Linked DNA regions of Homo sapiens: region 2 is linked to region 1. The links are chromatin contacts, found by Hi-C or POLR2A ChIA-PET in ENCODE. All regions are on one chromosome and are shown on one strand. Each heading gives the region's core, a stretch centred on a gene start or an enhancer-like site at or near the end of the contact. The rest is flanking DNA. Distances are from core to core; before and after follow the strand shown. Region 1 overlaps SLFN12L (schlafen family member 12 like). Region 2 holds the start of SLFN11 (schlafen family member 11).

Evidence for each region. A loop is a pair of places that touch in the nucleus more often than their neighbours do. ChIA-PET counts read pairs that join two places held with the same protein, here RNA polymerase II (POLR2A). Pooled maps may share reads with other maps.
Region 2: a loop to region 1 is called in a map of natural killer cell, with 7 times the contacts of the local background. The contact joins the promoter of SLFN11 here to the enhancer-like site in region 1. A Hi-C loop is called at or near these places in 10 of 168 maps with a recorded cell type or tissue (CD4-positive, alpha-beta T cell, CD4-positive, alpha-beta memory T cell, CD8-positive, alpha-beta T cell and 4 more), 12 of 37 single-sample maps with no recorded cell type and 18 of 50 pooled maps. POLR2A ChIA-PET finds 5 or more read pairs at or near these places in 21 of 52 experiments (AG04450, B cell, CD4-positive, alpha-beta T cell and 14 more).

Annotation. Positions count from the first base shown.
Region 1 is chr17:35,484,866-35,491,761 of GRCh38, forward strand. The region is part of intron 2 of SLFN12L (schlafen family member 12 like); the gene reads right to left. It also overlaps the pseudogene E2F3P1. Among named protein-coding and RNA genes, the nearest start is that of SLFN13, 40 kb to the left of the region's middle. RefSeq lists an enhancer at 2,311-2,590 and a silencer at 5,105-5,399. Within about 2 kb of position 3,011, at least 21 of the 41 ENCODE cell types and tissues checked have a DNase peak (open chromatin) inside an H3K27ac peak, as active enhancers do; they include CD4-positive, alpha-beta T cell, CD8-positive, alpha-beta T cell, heart left ventricle and 2 more, where a contact is called at or near this core.
Region 2 is chr17:35,370,886-35,377,781 of GRCh38, forward strand. It overlaps SLFN11 (schlafen family member 11), which reads right to left and starts at 2,736. Exons shown (of 7, transcript NM_001376007.1): 1 at 2,589-2,736. LOC105371933 (a long non-coding RNA gene) reads left to right here and starts at 2,212. Exons shown (of 2, transcript NR_171638.1): 1 at 2,212-2,342; 2 at 3,027-3,970. It also overlaps the pseudogene UFM1P2. RefSeq lists enhancers at 2,704-2,753, 2,844-2,893, 3,564-3,663.

The DNA of each region.
Region 1 (6,896 bases), core at 1,761-4,260:
GGCCTTTCTTAGTTGGGTTTTAGATTACTGATTCCATCTCCTTACTAGACATAGGTCTATTCAGATTTTCTGTTTTTTCCTGACTCAGTGTTGGTAGGTGATGTGTTTCTAGGAATTTGTCCATTTCATCTAGGTTATTTGATTTGTTGGCATACAATTTTTTACAGTACACTCTTATAATCCTTTTGATTTCTATAAAATCAATAGTAATGTCTCTTCTTTCTTTTTTGATTTTAGTTGAGTTTTTTCTTTCATCAATCTAGCTAAAGGTTTGTCAATCTTGATCTTTTCAAAAAACCAACTCTTTATTTTTCATTAATTTTTTCCTACATATTTTGACTTTTTAGTATAGTCATTTTGACTAGATGAGATGGTATTTCATTGTGATTTCGCTTTGCAGCTCTCTGATGATTAGTGATGTTGACCTTTTAAATGTTTGTGAGCAGCTTGCATGTTTTCTTTTGAGAAGTTTCTGTTCATGCCCTTTGCACATTTTTTAAATGGAGTTGTTTGTTTTTTTCTTGATTCATTTAAGTTCTTTATAAAGTCTGGATATTAGTCTTTTGTTGGATGCATGACTTGCAAACATTTTCTCCCATTCTCTAGGTTGTCTGTTTACTCTGTTGAGACTTTTGCTGTGCAGACGCTGTTTAGTTAAGTCCCATTTGTCTATCTTTGATTTTGTGGCATTTGCTTTTGAGATCTTTATAATAATTTATTTGCCCAGGGCAATGTCTAGAAGAGTATATCCTAGATTTTCTTCTAGAACTTTTATAGTTCGTGGTCTTACATTTCAGTCTTAATTTTGAGTTAATTTTTGTATATGGTGAGAGACAGGGATCCAGTTTCATTCTTCTGCATATGGTTAGCTATTTATTGAATAGGGTGTCCTTTCTCCATTGGTTATTTTGGTGGACTTTATCAAAGATGAGTTGGTTGTAGGTGTGAAGCTTTATTTCAGGGGTCTTTATTCTGTTCCATTGGTCTACGTGTCTATTTTTGTATCAGTACTATGTTTTGGTTACTGTAGCCTTGAAGTATAGCTTGAAATGCAGTAATGTGGTGTAAGGCTCCCTATCCTGTTTTGTTCTTTTTGTTTAGGATTGCCTTGGCTATTCAGGCTCTTTTTTGGTTGCATACAAATTTTAAATCATTTTTTCTAATTCTGTGAAAAATGACATTGGTAATTTCATAGGAATAGCATTGAATCTGTAGATTGTTTTGGGGAGTGTGAACATTTTAATGATACTGATTCTTCCAACACATGAGCATGGAGTGCTTTTGCATTTGTTTGTGTCGTCTATGATTTCTTTCAGCAGTGTTTCATAGTTCTCCTCGTAAAGTTCTTTCACCTCCTTGATTAGCCCCTGCTCTCCAATTCTTCTTGCAGCCTCTGTAACTGGAGTCCTGTCCCCTTTCCTCCCAGCCCAACTTCCTGCACTGTCTGTATCAGGCCTTGCCCTGGATGAACCCTTTTGGCTCACCCACCATACACAGAAGGTGACAGAAATCACATCTCACCCTCAGATTGCTTAAGGAGGGTACGCATACCACTGGGAAACTTGGAACCCATGGGAGCTGCAGTTGAGCCACCTTATAGAGGACCGAGCACTTGTGGACTAGCCTGGGATCCTGGCCACCCGAGTCCAACACCTGCAGCCATGTAAAACTTTCCATGGTTCAAAACCTCAGGCTTCAGGCATACATCTGGAACACAATGCTAAAATTAAATAAATAAATAAATAAAAACGAGCTGAGGACTGAGCCGACCAAATCTCTAGGGCCTAAAACTCACTGGCCTCCCTTAAACCTTGGGTCTAGGTTTACAGGTTAGATGTTTCCACTGAAATCCTTTATACTTTTGACTATAGGGGAAATTCTATCAGACCTGAACTCATGATTTAGGCTATGTTGTTGGCTATCTTTAATGGGAATGGGGGTGGCATTCATATCTCCTTAGAGTTATGCCAGAACAACAGGTTAGTAAGAACTGCAACCCACAAGGGTGGGACAGGAGGCAGAAGAGCTACCTCCTGGGGAGCAAAAAGCATAGAGCGTGATTTGCCGTCTTCGGATACCACTTTGCATTTAGTTCGGAACAGCACTGCTTTCACCCTTTCCCTCTTCTAGATGATAAACCAGCAGCGCAAGAGGGTGCTTGGTTTTTCTTTCAGGATCTAGGGCGCAGTTCGTCAGTGCCTGGTCACATTTCACCTAAATAACCCATTCCCCAACTCCCTGAATGCTCAGGACTCCAGGAGGGTGGGCAACCCCCATCCGATGGACACCTGCCAAGTCTGGCCTGTCCATACAGCACTCCCCACTTCTCCAGCTCTGCACCAACACCTCACGGGCTTGAGCCACCGCGCCCGGCCGCCCTGCGGCTTTTTAAGGCGCTCCCCAGCCCACGCACGGGCGGAAGTTTTGTCATCTACAGCTTTCAAGTCCTCCATTGCTAAGTCTACAACAGCCTGCGGTTTTGACAGACATTGCTACAGAGACAGGAGCCAACTTTCCCAGAAGGGAGAGAAAGCAGCCTCGGGTCTCCCCGAGATCGGTGGGGTTGCTCTGGCAGCGCCCCACCTCGTCCCGGAGCCCACGGACCACCCCCCCCGGACCCCCGGAATAAGAAACGGAGGCTGGAAGGTTTGGCAGTGGAGCGGGACGAATTTATCTGCCAGCAATTCCCTGGAAACAGGATTCCTTGCAGGCGCTGTGCCAGCGCGGGCCCTTAAGCAACTGAAAGTTAAACGCCCACGTGAATAGCTCTGAGGGATCACGGAGAAGTTCTCGTTTCGTCTGTACCTATTTGTATTTTCTAAGGCGAAAAAAAAGTTATTTAAAGAAAAAGAGAACGAACCTGGCGAGGTCCATGTCTGCGCACTCTTCACCAAGTAGGGGGACCTGAGTTCTTTTCCACTTTCCTGCTCTCCGCGTCCGTGTGCGGCTAGCCCCTCGCTCAGCTGCATTTCTATCGGGCACTCGACTCCCCGGAAGTGGTGGCACCGCACGCGCTGTTATCGACTCTGCGCCTTTGGAAACGGTGTGTCTGCGAATCCAACGACGGGCGCGGTGACTCACGCCTGTAATCCCAGCACTTTGGGAGGCTGAGGAGGGTGGATCACCAGCTTAGGAGATAGAGACCATCCTGGCTAACATGGTGAAAACCCGTCTCTACTAAAAATACAAAAAAATTAGCCGGGCATGGTAGCGGGCGCCTGTAGTCCCAGCTACTCGGGAGGCTGAGGCAGGAGAATGGCGTGAACCCCGGAGGCGCAGCTTGCAGTGAGCCGAGATCGTGCCACTACGCTCCAGCCTGGGCGACAGAGCAAGACTCCGTCTCAAAAAAAAATTGACGAAGGACCAAACCCCTAAAGGGGTGACATTCCAGCTTGACTCGTATCCCAGAGCAGCCCTGCTGTCCCCTTGCTTGAAAGCGCAGTTGACGCCAGAAACCGGGGGAGAGCAGCTACTAATGCACAGGGGAGGAGGGAGGTGCGAGGAGCGGGTTGCTCTCAGAGAGACAGAGTTGAACAACTACCCCTTGCGGTGTAGGAAGTATCTTGCGGCCTTCTAGGCCAATTAGTTGGCTTCGAACAGTCCAGTGGCTCCTCTAACTGGATACAGCCCTCCTGTCACGTTGCTTTCGTGGGGCCCTTGTTATGGTAATTACGATAATACACGTTTCTCCAGCCCACACGTCTAAGAACTGTTGCGAGAACCCATACTTTTTGAAATGCACACAGGCCAAAATGACTCACTAACTGAGGAGTTCACCAGTCTGAATTGCCCTTTCTCCCTAGCTCCATCCCACTCCGGACTCAATTAAGGGCCTGCCGTTGGAAGTCCCATCTAGAATCTTAAGGTACAGGCAGAGTACTTCTTCACACTGAATGAGCACATGCATTGAAAGTATATAGCTGGCCGGGCGCGGTGGCTCAGGACTGTAATCCCAGCACTTTGGGAGGCAGAGGCGGGCGGATCACCTGAGGTCAGGAGTTTGAGACCAGCCTGGCCAACATGAAGAAATCCCGTCTCTACTAAAAATACAAAAATTAGCCGGGCGTGGTGGCACGCGCCTGTAATCCCAGCTACTCGGGAGGCTGAGGCAATAGAGTCTCTTGAACCGGGGAGGCGGAAGTTGCAGTGAGCCCAGATCCCGCCACTGCACTCCAGCCTAGGCGACAGAGCGAGACTTTGCCTCAAAAACAAAACAAAACAAAAGTACATAGCCGTGCTTTTCTTCATTTCATCTGATTCTCACGCCAGCTCTAAGGAAACAGCTTCACTGAAGTGAGGAAACTCTTCTTCAGTCACTGACTTACAAAATGGTAGTGCAGGGATTTTCCCAGACCACCAAGAAGGCATCCAAGAAGTAAGCAAAAAAGATTACGACGTCGTTCCTATACCGTGGCAGTGGCTCACGCCTATTATCCCAGCACTTTGAGCGGAGGAGACAGGAAGGTCGCTTGACCCCAGGACTTCAGGACTAGCCTGGCAATATAAGGAGACGTCATCTCTACAAATAATTTTTTAAAATAACCGGGCGTGGTGGCAGTGCACTTGTGGTCCCAGCTACTAAGGAGGCTATGGTGGGAGGATCACTTGAACTTGGGCTGTTGAGGCTGCAGTGAGCCGTGATCAGGCTACTGCACTCCAGCCTGAGCGACAGAGTGAAACCCTGTCCGTATATATATGTACATATATATATGTAAAATGAATGCAGCAATATACCCCCCAAAATTATATTAAGACCAACAGAGGTTTACTCTCGGTATCCAAGAGTGATTTAGATGTGAAAATCAATCGGCCTATTCACTGCATTAATGAAAAAAGGAACATCACATGATCATTTCAATAGATACCGAAAAAGCATTTGACTCTTGAAAGTTATCCTCAGAAAGAATACATATGACGTCTGCACTTATTCCATAGATCAAAACAAGTCACCTTGCCAAGCCTAATATCAATGGGGCAGAAAACTGTCATCTACTTCCGGAGAGGAACACCAACCTTGTGGAATATTATGACAGTTTATACAGCACAGCATCTTATGCTCCAAGTGGGACAAAAATCCCACAACCAGTCATGATTTTTAAAAAGAACCCTTAGCAAATTGGGAATAGAAAGAAATATCCGACATCCAGATCCTCACCACGAACACTTCCACCACCTCCTGTTCCCTCTCCCTCCAAAGCGGCGCCGTAGCCACCGGCCCCCTCCTCCCCAGTGCCCCAGGCGCGGAGCAGACCGCCGGCAACCTCCTCTACACCACGCCGCAGGGACCCTCCAGCAGAGCCGGGCTGCTGCAGCCACCAGCGCTGGGACGAGGCGGCAGTGGCCCTCTGGCAAAGTGAAGTCTGGAGCTAGGAGAAAGCGGTCATCAGTACCTCTCGGATGGTTCAAAAACCCCCAAGGGCAAAGGAAGAGCTGCACTAAGAAGTCCAGATACTCCAAAAACTCCAAAATCTACCTCAGAAAAAACACGGTACGATAGTCTCTTGATCTGCTCACCAAGAAGTTCATTCAGCTCCTGAACCAGTCACCCGATGGGGTCTTGGTTTTGAACAAGGCAGCGGAAGTGCTAAAAGTGCAAAATAGAAGGATTTATGATATCACCAAAGCTCTGAAAGGCATCCATCTCATTAAGAAGAAGTCTAAAAATAACGTCCAGTGGATGGGTTGCAGTCTGTCTGCGGATGGGGGCATGCTGACCCAGTGTCAAGGCCTGTCAAAAGAAATGACCAAGCTCACTCAGGAAGAGAAGAAATTAGATGAACTGATCCCAAGCTGCACGCTGGACCTCAAACTATTAACCGAGGATTCAGATCGTCAAAGGTTAGCTTACGTTACATATCAACATATTCGAAAAATTAGTGGCCTTAAAGACCAAACTGTTATAGTTGTGAAAGCCCCTCCAGAAATAAGACTTGAGTGCCTGACTCAATAAGAGAGCCTACAAATACATTTGGCAGGTACCCAAGGGCACATTGAGGTTTACTTATGTCCAGAAGAGACTGAAACACAGTCCAATGACAACAAACAACCAAGACCCCAATGGGAATATCCTTAAACCCACCTCGTTGGTTTCAACCAACTCAGGACATAGCGATTGCTCAATTTCTATGGGAAACCTTTCTCCTCCGGCCTCCCCAGCCAACCTCTTACAGCAGACTGCGGACCAAATTCCTTCTAATCCTCTAGTATGACCATTTGTGAACTTACTGCCTCCCCTGCTGCAAGATGACCATTTGTGAACTTACTGCCTCCCCTGCTGCTCCTCCTGAGCCTCGGGGAGGAGGAAGGCATCAGCGATCTCTTTGATGCCTATGATTTGGAAAAGCTCCCACTGGTGGAAGACTTCAAGTGTAGTTGATTATGCTTCATGTGAACTCTCCTTAAAAACCAATTTTTTTAAATCATGGAACCAGAACATATGTCATGCAATGTTGTCCCTTCCTACTTTCTTCCTCCAGGAGAGTATCATGAAGTAAACTACAAACTTCAGAAGAAAGCTGACATTTTCATGAATTTTTTAAAAATTAATAAACAAATTGTCTAAACGCACAGTTGCAGGCTCCCTTGGGAAAGCCCTGCTTTGCTACAGGCTCCAAGATCTCCTGGCTAGGTCAGCAAGTGAGAAAATGTACAATCAGTTGTCTCTCACCCCGACTTTTCCTTCCTCCTTCCTCCCCGGATTGGCTTGCTGTGCCTGAGGGATGGGCTGCAGAATGGGGTCTGGCCACCTGGCCTGCTGGGAAACAGCAATCTTCCTTAATAGCATTTCAAGCCATGCCTTCTCCACAGAATGCATGTCTTTGAGGTCTGCTGATATGGAATGGAACTGCAGCAAATGCAAACTTGAAGTCATGCAAAAGTATGAAATGAATTTCTTC
Region 2 (6,896 bases), core at 1,486-3,985, 110 kb before region 1:
CATACTTCCCAAAGCAATCTACAGATTCACTGCAATCTCTATTAAAATATCAATGACATTCTTCACAGAAATAGAAAAAACAATCCTAAAATTTATATAGAACCACAAAAGACCTATAATAGCCAAAGTTATCGGAAGCAAAAAGAACAAAACTGGAGGAATCACATTACCTGACCTCAAATTATACTACAGAGCTACAGGAACCAAAATAGCATGATACTGACATTAAAAACAGACACATAGACCAATGGAACAGAATAGAGAACCCAGACACAAATACACACACCTAAAGTGAACTCATTTTTCACAAAGATGCCAAGAACATACACTAGGGAAAAGACATTCTCTTCAATAAATGGCACTGGGAAAACTGGATATCTATCCGCAGAACAATGAAACTAGACTCCTAACTCTTGTCACATATAAAAATCAAACGAAAATGGGTTAAAGACTCAAATCTAAGACTTCACACTGTGAAACTACTACAAGTAAACATTGGGTAAGATCTCCAGGACATTGATCTGAGCAAAAATTCATTGAGCAATACCCCACAAGCACAGGCAACTAAAGCAAAAATGGACAAATGGGATCACATCAAGTTAAAAAGCTTCTGCACAGCAAAGAACGCAATCAACAAAGTGAAAAGACAACCCACAAAATGGGAGGAAATATTTGCAAATTAACCATCCAACAAGGGAGTAATAACCAGAACATATCAGGAGCTCCAACAACTCTATAGGGAAAAAAATCTAATAATCCTATTGAAAAATGGGCAAAAGATTTGAATAGTCATTTCTCAAAAGAAGACAAATGGCAAATAGGCATGTGAAAAGGTGCTCAACATCACTGATCATCAGAAAAATGCAAATCCAAACTACAATGAGATACCATCTCATCCAAGTTAAAATGGCTTTTATCCAAAAGACGGGCAATAACAAACGCTGGCAAGGATGTGAAGAAAAGGGAACCCTCAAACAGTGTTGGTGGGAATGTAAATTAGTACAACTATTATGGAGAACAGTTTGGAAGTTCCTCAGAAAACTAAAAATAAAGCTACCACACAATTCAGCAATTCTACTCCTAAGTATTGACCCAAAAGAAAGGAAATCAGTATATCCAAGAGACATCTGCACTCCTATGTTTCCTGCAGCACTGTTTAAAATAGCTAAGATTTGGAAGCACTCTAAGCGTCCATCAGCAGATGAATGGATAAAGAAAATGATGTGCATATACACAATGGAGTACTATTCAGCCATAGAAAAGAATGAGATCCAATCACTTGCAACAACACGAATGGAACTTGAAATCATTACGTTAAATGAAATAAGCCAGGCAGAGAAAGACAAACATCACATGTTCTCACTTATTTGTGGCATCTAAAAATCAAAACAATTGTATTCTAAGAGCAGAAGGATGACTACCTGAGGAAGGGTGGTAGGAGGGAAGGGGTGAGGTGGGGAGAGTTAATGGGTACAAAAAAATTAGAATGAATAAGACCTACTATTTGATAACACAACAGTTATTATAGTCAATGATAACAATTGTACGTTTTTAAATAACTTAAAGAATGTAACTGGATTGTTTGCAACTCAAAGGGTAAATGCTTGAGGGGATGAATACCCCATTCTCCATGGTGTGCTTATTTCACATTGCATGTCTGTATCAAAACATCTCATGTACCCCATAAATATACACATCCACTATGTACCTACAAAAATAAAATAAAATAAAATAAAAACTAATGAGCATAATTGGATTGTTGGTAACACAAAGGATAAATGCTTGAGGCGATGGATACCCCCATTTACCGTGATGTGATTATTAAACATTACATGCCTGTCTTAAAATATCTCATGTAACCCATAAACATATACATCTACTATGTACCCACAGAAATTAAAAATTAATTTAAAAAAAAAGAAAAGAAAGGGAAATGGGCTGCGACAGATGTGCCCTCTTGGAAAACTAAAACTTAGAGCTCTTTGTCCTTCTGGGGTAGCACGTGTATTCTACAGATCTTGTCCAGAGGGAGACATTTTTCTCATTTCTCCCCCCTCTAGATTATAAATCTCCCCGCAGGGCAATGGCAATTCTAATTCTGCCTTTTAGTTTCTATATTAAGGAAAATAGTTTAGAGTGGTTGGTCGGTCACATAGACAGCTGTAGAACTAGTTTCTCAAGTTTAAAATACCAATAACTCTGAAACCTGAGATCTGCAGCCCTGGGAGCCACCAAGGTGCACTCAGTGGCCTTCTAGGCTTCGGTTCCTGCTCCGCGCCCCGCAGAAACCGCGGCTGGCTGGCCAGGGGCTCTTCCAACTTCCAGCGGGAGCAGGTGCACAGGTCAGGCCCGCCCCGCCCCTAATGCCTTCTACCCCCATTACCCACCCCCGCCCCGCCCGCCAGTCCTCCATAGTCCGCTTTTTAGGGAACCTGCTGAGCAAACTAGCTGGGCCCCCGGACAGGGGAGAAAAGCACAGATACCCCCACTCCACTCCACCCCCAGCCCCTCCGCACCCCTCCAGCCCCTCCCCACACCCCACACCCTGGCTGGGGTGGGGTGGGAAGGGTGCTGCTCCCTTCTCGAACCTGGCACTCGAGTTACAGCCCGACGCGGATTCGGCTGGGCTAGACCCTGAAGCACGGGTAGAAACGCAACTCCGGAGTCCCAGGCTGGGGGCAAGGACCCTCTCTGACCTCTCAAGCTCCAGCGCTTCCGAAGCCCCCTTAGCGTTTCCCTGGAGGCGCCCAGGTCGAGTCCTTATATACTAGCGGGTTGGCGCCATCCCACGCACATCCCACGCAGGAGATGCAAGAGCCAATGGGCGGGTCTGCTAAGCCCGCGAACTCTGCCGCGTTAAATTGCCTAGAAGCTCCCACCCTTCTGACTGTTGCCACGTAGTTCTTAGTTTCCGGGAATTTGGGGATTTTTTCCTCCCCCTTCTTCCCACCCTTCCTCCGTCTCCTCGCTCCCTCCATCCATCTCTCCCTCCCTATCATCTATCTATTCATCTATCTGGATTACAGCAAAACAAAGAATAAAGATTATGAAGAAAGAGAAGAACTTCCCAGGCCCAAGCAGCTGTCGGCTCCTGCGCTCCCAACGGGGTGGCCGTTTCCTTCCTCGCACCCTCTTCTCTCCCGGTGCCTGCGGTCCCACCTTCCAGATACCCCTCGGAGAGTCCAGCTGAGCTCTCGCCAGAGCTTTCCCCTTCCAACCCGCTCGACTTGCCCAGATCCCAAGCTGGGCTTCTCTCTCCATCGCCCCAGAAAGTGGGTCTTGGAGACCGAGGCAAGAATTTGGGCCTCCGCTTCTGTTCCAGACCCCGGACCCCTTGCCAAAATGCGGCAGATGTGCAGATTGGGCCGCGCTTGGTTCCTGGCTGGGTTTATGGAGCCTGCGGCTGAGGCAGGCTCCGCAGACCCCGAGCCAGAGTGGGATTTAACGGCGGCCGGTGCGCTGTGCTTGGTCAACCCCGGTAACCGTCACGCTGCTAGTGATATGAAAAAAACCTGCCAGCGTTCTGCTTTTCTGCCCCGCTGCAGTCTTTAGCACCCGCCAGGATTCTGTCCGAGTGTTTGGATTTTGTAATCCTCCTGTCTTTGGCCAACTCCCCATCCTTGGCGGAGCGCTCGCCCTTGGCCGGGCTCCGTGCTGCCAGCCTTGCGGAACCCTAGGCCCGGGCGGCTCTGTCGGAGGCCCACTTCTCACTGATGCGGAGTGGCCCGAGGGTGGGAGCAGCGGTTAATGCCGCACTGATTAATACAGGCTCCAGTGAAAGCGAAAGTAAGAAAATAAAACGGATTTCATTATACATATACAATGTGTGTATGGATACATGTACATACATATTACACTTATGTGTATGTTACGCACGTTTGTTAAAATGAGGTCATAATGTTCATGCTGTTTCATAACCCACTTTCTTTCAATGACCACCTTTTCATTTCAGTAAATCTTCGTATTCTCATGTTGCAGCTTCTCCATTTTTCTTTAACATGTTTACAGAGAGTCTGTGCAAACCTGTACCAAATCCAGAACCATGCATCTATAACGTGCTAAAAGATTGTCAACCTAGAATCCTATAACAACCACAAAAAAGGCCTACCTAAATGGAGGCAAAGTAATGACTTCAGACAAAAAAAAAAAAAAAGGAAATCTGAAAATCTGAGGGAATTTGTCACCAGCCGATCTTTCTTATGAAAAAATATTAAAGGAAGTTCTTTAGCTGGAAGGAAAATGATACCTGAATGAAACTCAGATCTACAAAAAAGAATGAAGAGCACAGAAGATAGTAAATATGCAGATAAATATAAAAAATCTCTTTTTTACTGTTAAAATTATTCTTTTTTTACAATATAACAAAATGTATTTTCATTGGATATTAATTATGAACCCACAATGCATGTAAACTAAATACAATACTTCAAATCATTCTGCACAAAGAAATTACAGATCACATTTATTTAATAACAAAATGTCTAATTGTTTAATAAAATGTTTTTAGGAACTTACAATATAATTTTCAAAAACAAAGAATAAAAATATTAAATATATCACTTTATGGCAGAGGACAACATAAATTTATTTCTGCAACACAGCAGGCAAACTTTTGTGCTAGAAACAGTGGAGAAAAAATTTAAAGCAAAAAGTCAGGAAATGGATGTTCACAAATTTCTGGTTAACTGAGGCTCAATAGTTATTGTAAGAAACGGGCGTTTGAACATCAGATTTTAAAATAAAATATTTTAAATATTTTTATTTTATAATATTTTAAAGATTTTATTTATAAGATTTTAAAATTTTAAAATATTTTTATTTTATAAAAATAAAAACTTCCTCAAACACCAGAGTTTTTCACCTCAGCAAATGTCTTTTCCTTTGATAATTCATAATCCTGCTGTTCATTTGTCACATATATGAATATCTGGTAACTTCATAAACAACTACCAATGGCACACTTCAAATGCTGAGTCTGTTGAATTTTCTTATATCTTTTTCCCCAATGAACCTAGAGCCTATAACAGAGAAGATACTGAAACATGCTAAGATAATAATTGGTCTTAGAGAGACTTCACAGCAAGTATTTAATGAAAGCCACTACATTTCCAGCTCTAAAAAGAGCCAGACAGACACAATCCCTGCTTCCAGAGTTCACCGTTCAGACAGAATACAGCAGGGCAAGCACTGATTCTGAATCATTATGAGCTTTGATTTCATCTTTCAAGATTTACATAGATACTGATTTCTTCTGGAAGGGCACATAAAATCTTCCCTTACACACATCATTCTTTGGATTCTCATAAGGGGTATTTTGAAGTCTGTATGTTGACAAGGCCAGTAGATACTTAGTTTTCTCTAATTGCCTTCTACTACTTAAGACTATGTCAAGTATTTTGTTTTCCCTTTCAGTTCTCCCCAACCTCTACCTTCTGCAGTGTTGTCTATCCAGTTGGCTTTTCTGTAACACTTTGCTACACTTTTCTGTTCCCCTTCACTGTTTTCCTCCGTTGCTTTCCTCCTTAACAGAAGCCTGGTCATCTAGGTTTCCCCATCTTTCCTTTCCTGGCTTCTTATTCACATGAGTGACTAATCTTAGCACTTCCTTAAAAGTTGGATCTTCAATAAATATAACTTGTCAGCACTTTCAATCTGCATCTCCTTGAGCTTTTTTTTTTTTTTGATCATCAGATCTTCTGTGCAATAATATTCTCTTCCTGAATGCTATTTAGAAATATTATCCTCAAAACACCAATGGTTTCTTGAAGATACTTGTTTTAAAAGTTGTATCAAAAGAGATTGATAAAGGAATCTATAACTCAGCAAAGGATGCTTCTACTGTATTGTGAATTCCCACCATTACAAATATTGGATTCTGCAAGTCCAACATTAAAACCTGGTATGAGACATCAATTTATACACATAAGAGTTACATTATTATTTTAATTTTTTTGTGGATACTAAACTGAAATTTATATAATACATGAGGTTTTAATCTTAGAAAAAGTAAATGATAAAAATTTAATATAGTTAATTGTTCACTGATATGTCTATTGACTTCATCATAACCTATATATTTAATTAAAAATCAAACTATGAGTCTGCAAATCAGATGCTATCAAGCAAATTGCCATCCAGGATCCGTAATTCTTTGTATATTTTTAAGTCAGATGAATATATAAGATTCAGTAAATTTTAATGTTCCAAATTGTTCTCAAAAAAAAAATTATCAGAACCTTGCAGTTAACACAGTTGGCTAATTCATTTCCCCCCAATGAACTACCTATTTGTGTTGTGAGGTAGCAAAGACTATGATCTTCTGTGACAGTAGTAGCCTTAATTCTTATGCATTCCCTCTTCATATGAAGAGTATGAACAACAAAAAGGGACAGATGAGTCACCTTTCATTATTCATTGACTCTTAGTGTTTTCATAGTATGTTAAATGCCTGATTTCAATTTTACAACAACAAAAAATACCAATATTTATTCTGAAAGGCAATCGTATGTTCCAAGTAGCAGATATTAACAACTTCCAACATGATCTCTAGGAATAATCCGCAGTTCTGAACCTTGTTTTAGAAAAACATTTCCAGCAGTCTGTGCAAGATTTATTCCTATTCCATCATTGGTAATAACTGCACTTGTTGCAGCAGGAGCTTTAAATTCTTCGGCTGCAAACTTTAAGACTGCTGTGAAAGGTGTACTTTCAGGAAAGTACAAAGTACACTGAGTACTTTGTATGGCAGCTGCGTGTCCGATGTCAGCATGATCTTAAAGGAAACCTTCGACATGGTGGTACCAGGATGAATCTAGAACACACGCCAACTCTGCGGGGTAGCACGACTTCCTCCACTGTGCTGAAAATTATTCTTAAAATAATTAAGTTTTTAAAGG